2 separate regions of the Homo sapiens genome follow, and region 2 is linked to region 1. The links are chromatin contacts, found by Hi-C in ENCODE. All regions are on one chromosome and are shown on one strand. The core of a region is the stretch at or near the end of the contact, and the rest is flanking DNA. Distances in the headings are between cores, read along the strand shown.

Region 1 (4,963 bases), core at 1,263-3,762:
TAGTCTCAGCAGTTTTACTAAGAGCAAATGTGCAGTTTTTACTAGATGTTTTGAACTATTTAAAATAATTTAAGAATCATGTGTTAAGACTTTTTAGCCCCCACCCCTAGGGAGGACATCACTAGTTTATTATTATTATTATTATTATTTTGAGATGGAGTCTTGCTCTGTTGCCCAGGCTGGAGTGCAGTGTGGTGTGATCTTGGCTCACTGCAACCTCCCTCTCAGGTTCAAGCGATTCTTCTGCCTCAGCCTCCCCAGTAGCTGGGACTACAGGCATGTACCACCATGCCTGGCTAATTTTTGTATTTTTAGTAGAGACAGGGTTTCACCATATTGGCCAGGCTGGTCTTGAACTCCTGACCTCAGGTGATCCACCTGCCTTGGCCTTCCAAAGTGCTGGGATTACAGGCATGTGCCACCACGCCCGGTGACATCACTAGTTTATAGTAAGGGACATCCAACTATTTATAATGATACATCAGGAGTGCCTCAATAATGTGAACTTCTTTTTTTGTTTGAGACGGAGTTTCGTTCTTGTTGCCCAGGCTGGAGTGCAATGGCGCAATCTCAGCTCACTGCAACCTCCGCCTCCCGGGTTCAAGCAAGTCTTCCGCTTCAGCCTCCCAAGTAACCGTGATTACAGGAATGCGCCACCACCCCTGGCTAATTTTGTATTTTTAGTAGAGACGGGGTTTCTCCATGTTGGTCAGGCTGGTTTCGAACTCCTGGCCTCAGGTGATATGCCCACCTTGGCCTCCCAAAGTGCTGGGATTACAGGCGTGAGCCACCGCGCCTGGCCAAGAATGTGAACTTCCGTATACACTAGAAGGACTAGTTGTACTACGGGTAATTTTGGAGTTGCTTTTTGTGTTGCTGCTTTGCAAATTGCCCATGTAGTGATTCTCAGTTAAAGCAGAATCATTTATTAAGCAAAACATCTCATTGTTTCATGTTGCCAAATAGCAAAGCAGTTGGCTGTTCTCTGAACCTAATAAGATGAGATTTTAAAGGGAGAAGTTGCTGTTTGAACAGAATTGGCAATGTACAACGCCTGGTAGAGCAGAAAGAAACTTGTAGATTTTGTTGTTTTTTATTTAAATAAATACGTTTTTCTCATAAAAAAACAGAATATGTTCATTTTAGAATGTTTTGAAAATTCATATAAGTAGAAAAGTTGCCTATTGTGCCACCACGTGGATATTTGCAGGACTGTGAAGTTGTACTATACTGTATAATTCTACATCCTGCTTTGGTTTTCCTTAACATATAAAAATGCTTATGGTAGGCCGCCTGTGGTGGCTTTTGCCTATAAATAATCTCAGCACTTTGGGATGCTGAGGCGGGCGGATCACCTGCAGTTAGGAGGTCAAGACCAGCCTGGCCAACATGGTGAAACCCTGTCTCTACTAAAAATATAAAAAATAAGCCGGGTGTGCTGGCACATACCTGTAGTCCCAGCTACGCTGGAGACTGAGGGACAAGAATCGCTCGAACCCAGGAGGCAGAGGTTGCAGTGAGCAGATCGCGCCACTGCACTCCAGCCTGGGTGACACAGCAAGACTCCATCTCAAAAAAAAAAAAAAAGTGCTTATGGTACATATCATGTAATTATGAACTGTTAAAAATGGTTTTATAAGTATGTTCCATGATGTAAAAATGTCAACACTTAGAAAAAGCACATGGACATCCTGCTTTATTACATGATTACACCTGAAGGTTGTGCTGCCATGCACATTAATATGTAATGCGGGCGTTGTTTATGGGGTTCTTTGCAGCACCAGATGCCTCTCTTCCGGAAGAAGATGGTGTGGGAAATCCTTCATCAGCAGTTGCTGTGAGAAAACTTTGCCTGGTCCCTCTAGCTGCTGGTGGTTCTTTCACAGACATTTCCATATACCTCATGCATTGTGGGTTAAAAAGTCCCTGCATCACTTCTGTTCTCACAGGTACTGAGCTGTCAAAAGTGCATGAAGGCCTCTCACTGTACTCTAGTCCTGACTTGGGGTGCAGAGGGCTGCTTGCAATCCTGTTTGTAAGGCTGTGCCTGCTCAGAGCTTTGGACTGTTCAACCCACACAAGAACAAACGCTAACTAATATTTTTTTTAAGAGATTCTTTTCCCTATGAATGTGGGAAATGCAGGATTTATTCTGTGAATTGTTTGTTTCTGTGTGTTTGTTCAGCGTATTCATTCACTCACTCGTTTGCAAACATAATGGGCAGTGGTCATTTACTGCTGCTCTTTTACAGTTAGCTCTAAATTACTTGTTTGAACTATTTATTTCTGAAAGGAATGTTACTCAAGCTGCCACTCCCTGCTGAAGAGCAGGAGGGAACTCTCACTGGGGGCGGAAGGAAGTGGAGCTGGAGCAGTAACTGCCAACATGAAGCTGGAGGGTTTGGGATTTTTTTTGTTTTTGTTTTTTTGAGGCTCAAAAAATGCTGGGAGAAATGAAAATGCTGTGGGATAGGGCTCCTGTTGCCTTTCAGAGGAAGTCTGACACTACAGCGTTGGCACAGTGCCGTGAACAGTGGAACTGTGCCCAAGGGACTCTGATTATCCAAGCATCTTCCGAAGAGTGTTGTGGTCACCTTAAAGAGACTTCCCCTTCTGGAAATGTGGTGACTTGGCTTAGTCTTCAAACTGGATTCATGGATTTGAAGTAACTGTAAACCCTAAATCTTCATTTTCATCCCAGATCTGGTTGAGTATAAACCTCAGAATTGTAGGGGCTGGCCTGAGCTGTTTATTTCAAAAGATACTATTCAATTTAAAGCTATTTTTCCTCAGAGTTTTTGTTTTCTATATATTAAGTCTAAATTAAGTTTTCTACTCATTAAGACTAACATCTCCCCACTCCATCCCCACTGAAATTTGTGGAAGAAAATTTAGTACTTGGCTCTGAGGTTGCCAGTTATACAATAATCTATTTTGCATATGAAAGTTTGTATTTAACTTTTTTGTTCATTAAAAACCTTACTGATATGGTTATAACTTCAGACAGTTTAGAGTTGGTCAGAACATATTTTGCAAGATCTAGTGCCTAGTGTTGCTTTTCTGATGTAATAAAAGGTGGTCTGGCAGAACCTAAAAAAGTATATGCTGAAATGATTTCTAACCCTCTCCCTACTTAAACCTCCCAGACTTGTTCTGGTTCATAAAAGCAAGAGGTAAAACTGGAAAAATTGTGCACGTGTTACCTATGAATCTACACGCCTGCCATTTGCAGTGCTCCGGCTGCTGGTCCCAGAGGTATACTGGTTACAGCTATTGCAGCCAGTTCCCTGAGACTTGTAAAACTCCTGGTTTAGGACATGGGGCCTGTGGTGTGGATGGAAAATGCTGGGCCTACTGGATGGTCAGCCAGAGGCCATGTGGTGGGTGATGACTGAAGCGGGAGCAGGTTGTACCACACCTCTCCCCCCCCCCTCCCACTCCCCCTCCCTCCCTCTCCCCTCCCCCTCCCTCCCTCCCCCCTCCCTCCCTCCCCCCCCTCCCCCTCCCTCCCCCTCCCTCTCTCCCTAACACCCACCCTCCCCCTTTCCCCCACCCTCCCCCCTTCTCCCCTTTCCCCACCCTCCCTCCCCCCTTCCCCCTCCCCCCCCCCCCCCCGCAGCCCCTGCTCCTTTCTCTGGGCTCCTGGCATTGTGCCAGTGAGTGCTGGGACCAGGTAATGAGCACAGCCAAAAAGGCCAGAGGTTCACTAGGTCAGCATCATACCAAACGCCTGGCTTTCACCAGGCATCAGTGTGCTTCACTTGAGAGTTTGGTACCATGGTTAAGATCGAGTCCATGCTAGGTAAGTCCTGTTAGGAATGTCAGTTTGTATTCCGCCCACGTGAATGATGCTGAGCTTAATGTATTATTTTGAGGGGCTTCTTCAGAGCAGTTCTCACTGAGCTTTCCATTAACCTACACTCTTCCGGACGGCTCTTAAAACTTGCAGGACATAATGAAATTGGGAAGAGCAGAGTGTTGAAGTCTATAGCATGGCCTTCTGCTTGACCCTGAGTTCCTGAATTGAATGTGGGAGACCACAGGCCATACTTCTCTAGGCACTCACATGTCTCCCTTGGCATAAGGAAACATGTTAGTAATATAGTTTTTTAGATCCAAACAGTTTATTTGGATCTAAAAGTTTAAGTGTTCAGTTGAAAAACAGCTATTGATTTTATTAGTAGCAAATTATCACCATTAAAGCCAGTGGTTTTTTTTTTGTTTTTTTTTTTTGTTTTTTTTTTTTTTTTTTGCGACAGAGTCTCTTGTCGCCCAGGCTGGAGTACAATGGTGTGATCTCAGCTCACTGCAACCTCCGCCTCCCAGGTTCAAGCGATTCTCCTGCCTCAGCCTCCTGCGTAGCTGGGATTACAGGTGCCCACCACCACACCCTGCTAATTTTTGTACTTTTAGTAGAGATGGGGTTTCGCCATGTTGGCCAGGCTGGTCTTGAACTGCTGACCTCAGGTGATCCACCCGCCTCGGCCTCCCAAAGTGCTGGTATTACAGTCATGAGCCACCTCACCCAGCCTGTTTTTGAGACGGAGTTTCACTTTTGTCGCCCAGGCTGGAGTGCAATGGCGCTATCTCAGCTCACTGCAACCCCCACCTCCCAGGTTCAAGCGATTCTCCTGCCTCAGCCTCCCGAGTAGCTGGGATTACAGGCATGTGCCACCACCCCTGGCTAATTTTGTATTTTTAGTGGAGACGGGGTTTCTCCATGTTGGTCAGGCTGGTCTTAAACTCCCGACCTCAAGTGATCTGCCCGCCTCGGCCTCCCAAAGTGCTGGGATTACAGGCGTGAGCCATTGCACCTGTCCCTGCCAGTGTGTTTTTAAAATAGTTTAGGGGGTTGAGAAAAGATGCAGTGAGCCATTATTCTCCTTTAGCAGGTAGTCTCTTAAAAATTGATGTGGATTTTAAAAATATACCATTGAGAACACGTATCTTTCTCAAACTTGAC
Region 2 (4,963 bases), core at 690-3,189, 2.1 Mb after region 1:
CAGACTCCCCAGAAGCATGGCTATCTGTGTGTAAATTATGCTCCTTTGGTTCCAGGAAATAGACTCATACAGGCCAGTCCAAGTAACGGCAGTGGTGTAGAAATGAAGGCAGTGACCCCATTATACAGTGGTTATAAGAGGGATGGATTATCCTAGAAATCTAAGACTAGAAACCCCCACACAATTATAAGCTTCATAGAACTAGATCCTGAAAGGTCACCCTAGTTCTGCAGACCTCATTCTGGAGCTTTGCCGTTAATGTGGCCCAGCTACTCTTCAGGGGTCAGCTTTTCTCTGCTCCTATTCCTCATTCTAATTCTCTTAGTGCTTACCAATGCATGTCTCTGATAGAACACAGGACAACTTATTATTATTATTAATTTTTTTTTTGAAACAGAGTCTCACTCTGTTGCCCAGGCTAGAGTGCAGTGGCACGATCTTGGCTCATTGTAACCTCCACCCCCTGGGTTCAAGCAATTCTCCTGCCTCAGCCTCCCTAGTAGCTGGGATTACAGGCATGCGCTACCACGCCTGACTAATTTTTGTATTTTTAGTAGAGACGGGGTTTCGCCATGTTGGCCAGGCTGGTCTCGAACTCCTGACCTCAAGTCATCCATCTGCCTCGGCCTCCCAAAGTGCTGGGATTACAGGGGTGAGCCACCGTGACCAGCCTTATTATTAATTATTACTATGAGTGAGACAGAGAGAGAAAATGGAAACCCAGATTTCAAAGGGAATAGCTCATTTCTCCAAGAAGCCTGAGGCCTAACAATTGAATTGAACTGATTAAAGTTCTAATGACAACCACTGTGCGAACTCAGCCTACCCGGACACCTTTAGCTGCGGGACCTTGGACTAGTTCCTCCTTCCATTTCCCCATGTCTAAAACGGAACATTTGTAACCAGGCATGGTGGTGGCCCCTGTAGTCCCAGCTACTCTGGAGGCTGAGGCAAGAGGATTGCTTGAGCTCAGGAGTTCAAGTGAGCTATGATGGTGCCATTGCCGCACCCCAGCCTGAGTGACAGAGCAAGACTCCATCTCTAAGAAAAATAAAATAATAAATAAATAAATAAATAAATATTAAAAATTAAAATGGAACATTTGCCTCTGGTTTTCCTTCCCTTAGGGTTGTGTAAAGAGCAGGAGCCTGTTCTCCACTCTCCACCCCAGGCTCTGGGCGGCAGTAGGAAAGTGCCTTCAGCCCTCCTGCCTCAATCCTTTCATGGGTCAGGTGCAAGATTTGAGCTAGGTGATCTTACCACCCCATCCCTTCCAACTACTAAATAGCTCTGCATAATTCTAACCACCCCTTCCCTTCCAACTACTAAATAGCTCTGCATAATTCTAACCACCCCGCTTCTCTGGGATTACCCCTTACACATCCTCATCACACTGATCCTCAGAAACCTATCCTCTAAAAATCCCACAATGTAGAACACCACGCATGTTCCATGTATGGGTGAAAAGCTGCATTTACATCTTGCTTTTTAGTAAACATTTTATATTCCCTTTGCCCTGGCTTATCTGCTTAGAGACTTTTCTTTTTAGTTATTATTGATTGTCAATTGGCTGCAGTTACTCACTCTTTGATCTTCCCTTTTGTTTAAATGGCCACCCACACTATCTGCCCTCGCCCCTCCATCTCTCTATTAAACAGTAATGAAATGCAAACAAACTTGGAGGTACTCTGGGAGCAAAGGGACCCTGGGGCCAGCTTCCCTTAGGCCTGTGAATTGTCATTCCTGAAGCTGTCTGTTTTGTAAGTTCTCCTGCCAAGTTTCTATGGGAGCAGAGGGATCATTTTCTCCCTTTTCAAAGAGCAGGGTGAGTTGAGGCCTCGAGCTGGCAAGTCCTTTAAAGTCATTTTCAAAGGAAACCTGAGCTGAAAGGCCATGCAGCTGGCAGAGGGTGCTGTGCCTTTCTGAGGCTCTCTGTGGGGTGCTGGGTGGTCAGCTCCCATGGCTTCCCAGCACGTGCTCGGAGCCTGCTGCAAAGGCACTGCCAAGGGACACGGCTGCCCAACAAGTGGGCCCATGGCCCTGGGGACAGGCTCAACTCCACATGCTCTCCCCACTGCCACCCAGGAACAGGAAGGGGGGTGTGCAGGCTTCTCCTCTGGGCCAGTGACCAGAACCACACTTGTCCTCACTGTTCTCAGGTCAAACTTGATCCTTGGCGTTTTTTGAGGTAAAATAAAACTAGGTGCAAAGCAAGCTAGGGTGAACTTACATCTGAATCAGGGAATCATAAATGGTGTAGTTCACTCTCATGGACAGGTTGGAAAGGGGACCCAGAGGGAAAGTGCTTGTCCCAAGTCACACTGGAGGAGGTGGCTGAGTTCTGCCGCAGGGCTCTTGGGACAGAGCACCTCTGCAGGGATGGAGGTTTGCTTGGCCACTAACCATTCATAAAGCTTCTGAGTCTGCAGATGTCTGCCAATCACCCAGCAGACACCAAAAAGCCCCAGATGCACTCAGGCTGAGAAATATATGTCTGGGGCCACATGCCTTCATACTGCCCCATGAGCCGAGGAGAGAGAAATTGTTCGTGAAGCCAGAAAGCAAGATGGGCCTTCTCACTTCCAAAACTGGGCAAACTGAGGTTCAGAGGAAGAAGAGATGCCTATCTATGTGTCAGCAGAGCTAGGAGGGAAGTCATTAAATGCTTAGCCTAGGCCGGGCATAGTGGCTCACACCTGTAATCCAAACACTTTGAGAGGCTGAGGCAGGCAGATCACCTGAGGTCAGGAGTTCGAGACCAGCCTGGCCCACATGGCAAAACCCCTTCTCTATTAAAAGTACAAAAAATTAGCTGGGCATGGTGGCGTGCACCTGTAATGCCAGCTACTTGGGAGGCTGAGGCAGGAGAATCACTGGAACCCAGGAGGCGGAGGTTGCAGTAAGCTGAGATCCGAGTCTCTGTCTCAAAAAACAACAAAACAAAACAAAACAAAACAAAAGTGCTTAGCCTAGAGCTGAGTGGGAGGTCCTTCCAAAATCTCCCACCTGAGCTCTTCAGAAAGGGCCTGGAGTCCGCAGTCCCTCCTGGTGCTGGGATCCAAATGTGCGTTCATGCCAAGGTACCAGGAACCTAGCCTCATCTCAAAAGACGCTCGTTTTTGAGAATGCAGCAGCCAGCAGCCCCTTCCCTCCAAGAGCTTTTTCCACTAGGTTAGGAGCTGAGGGAGTCAGACGCAGGCCAGGCCCCATTCCAACGCAAGAAAAGCCCTCCAGACCAAGCCAGTTTGACTTTTCAACATTTTATTCTTATATTTGTACAGCTATATTTTACAACGCGGTAATGCAGTTTAGACACAGCCAAACCCTGTCTCCGGAGTAGTTATAACACAAGCATGACGCAGAATGGGATGAGACAAACATTCCCAAAGAGAGTTTAGTTAGTAACAACTTCAAGTCCCTGTGTCTGCCTACACTTCAAAAAGGGATGGTGCACGCTCGCCCATCATTGAAAACTTCCGTGAAAAAAGGCACCGTGAGGACACGTTGTACGGGTATATACAAACTGAAAACTAGAACAAAATTACACATTTTTCCTTCTGCAGATTTTTTTGTTCTTTTTGTTTTTTTTAATACACACTTTGTAAATTGTAAACCTTCACTTGCAAAAAAATACAAATACACTGAGGCATTTTAGACAAAATATTTTCTTACTTATACAGATGCAATACTTAAAATATTCTCTTAAGTGCTCTTTCTCAATAAAGATTCTCAGATCCGTGTCTGCCTGCAGATACAAAATCGAGCCTTTAACGCAGTTTTATATTTTTAATATATCTTTTTTAGGTTTATATATATTTATTTTATATATATATATATTTATATATTTACAACTCTGCCATATATTCCTTCACCTTTGGTTAAAAAAATTAAAGCCCTCTCTTTGACAACATACTGAAGTCTTGTCTTTTAAAAGAATGCACATTTACATACAAAAGAAACATCTGTTCCCACAAAACATATACATTCCTCATTTTGCAGACTAAAGTCAAGTCAGAACTTTTGCATACTCCCCTGCTTTGACATATAAAATGATTTTGCTTTTTGCTGACATGGTTCACCTTACACATAGGAGAAGAAGCAATATGATTTTCTTAATGTTTTATGGCAGTGGGGGAGGGGGAGCTGCTGCGGCTCCCAGTCCCCCAGGCCCCGACCCCCACCACCCCCAACCCCCAGCTATGATTTGCACTAGTGGATGAAAGAGGCACTACATCATGGGATGAACATTGTAAAGTGTTACAGTATCCTTTGGGTAGATTCTGAGAAGGGGCTGGAGACGAAAGCATCAACACTCCATGCTTCAGCAGGCTTTGGGGAGCTCCGGAGGCAGGTCAGTGGCTGACACGCGGTATTGCACCTTGGTGTTGGTGATGGCGCCATGCTTCTGGCGCAAGTGAAGTCGCAGCTGGCTTTTGTGACGGAAATGCAGGTTACACTTCTCACACTGCAGGGATATCAGAGGCAAACTGTTAGCTGTCATCAACCCAAGAAAGATGTCATTGCTCAAAGACCCAGAGAGGAAGATTCTCCCTACGAGGGACTGGGGCAGCTCTTGCCTCTCCAAGGCCAGGTGAAGAACCCATATGCATCCGGGCTTCTGCCGACAGATAAGCTAGCGTTGTGCAAATGTCCGTTCCCTGCTTTCCCAAGTGTTGCTTCTGCCTCTCCCTTGCTAGAGACGTCCTTCCCTGCCTTAACTCCACAAGTTTGAGTCTTATCCAAAAGTGCAGTTAGATGCAAACTCTTCTAATGATTAAGGCATTTCTGAATCTCTCAAGGATGAAAATAATCCTTGTTTTCCTTTGAGCCTCTGTAAGATTTCTACCTTTACCACACAGCCCTCCGTGTGCATGGATCCTTCTTCAGTGGGTAACACTTTGAGGGCAGTGGCTATTTTTTTCCTAAACTTTATAATCTTCCTAGGACCTCACAGAATATACCT

Evidence for each region. A loop is a pair of places that touch in the nucleus more often than their neighbours do.
Region 2: a loop to region 1 is called in a map of vagina, with 10 times the contacts of the local background. The contact joins two enhancer-like sites. A Hi-C loop is called at or near these places in 1 of 168 maps with a recorded cell type or tissue (vagina).

What each region holds. Positions count from the first base shown.
Region 1 is chr3:185,628,004-185,632,966 of GRCh38, forward strand. SENP2 (SUMO specific peptidase 2) reads left to right here. Exons shown (of 17, transcript NM_021627.3): 17 at 1,779-4,963. The coding sequence ends at 1,841. Among named protein-coding and RNA genes, the nearest start is that of SENP2, 44 kb to the left of the region's middle. Within about 2 kb of position 2,513, at least 15 of the 41 ENCODE cell types and tissues checked have a DNase peak (open chromatin) inside an H3K27ac peak, as active enhancers do.
Region 2 is chr3:187,718,137-187,723,099 of GRCh38, forward strand. The region is part of intron 2 of LOC100131635 (hCG1645011-like); the gene reads left to right. BCL6 (BCL6 transcription repressor) reads right to left here. Exons shown (of 10, transcript NM_001706.5): 10 at 3,245-4,465. The coding sequence ends at 4,322. Among named protein-coding and RNA genes, the nearest start is that of RTP2, 18 kb to the left of the region's middle. Within about 2 kb of position 1,940, at least 5 of the 41 ENCODE cell types and tissues checked have a DNase peak (open chromatin) inside an H3K27ac peak, as active enhancers do.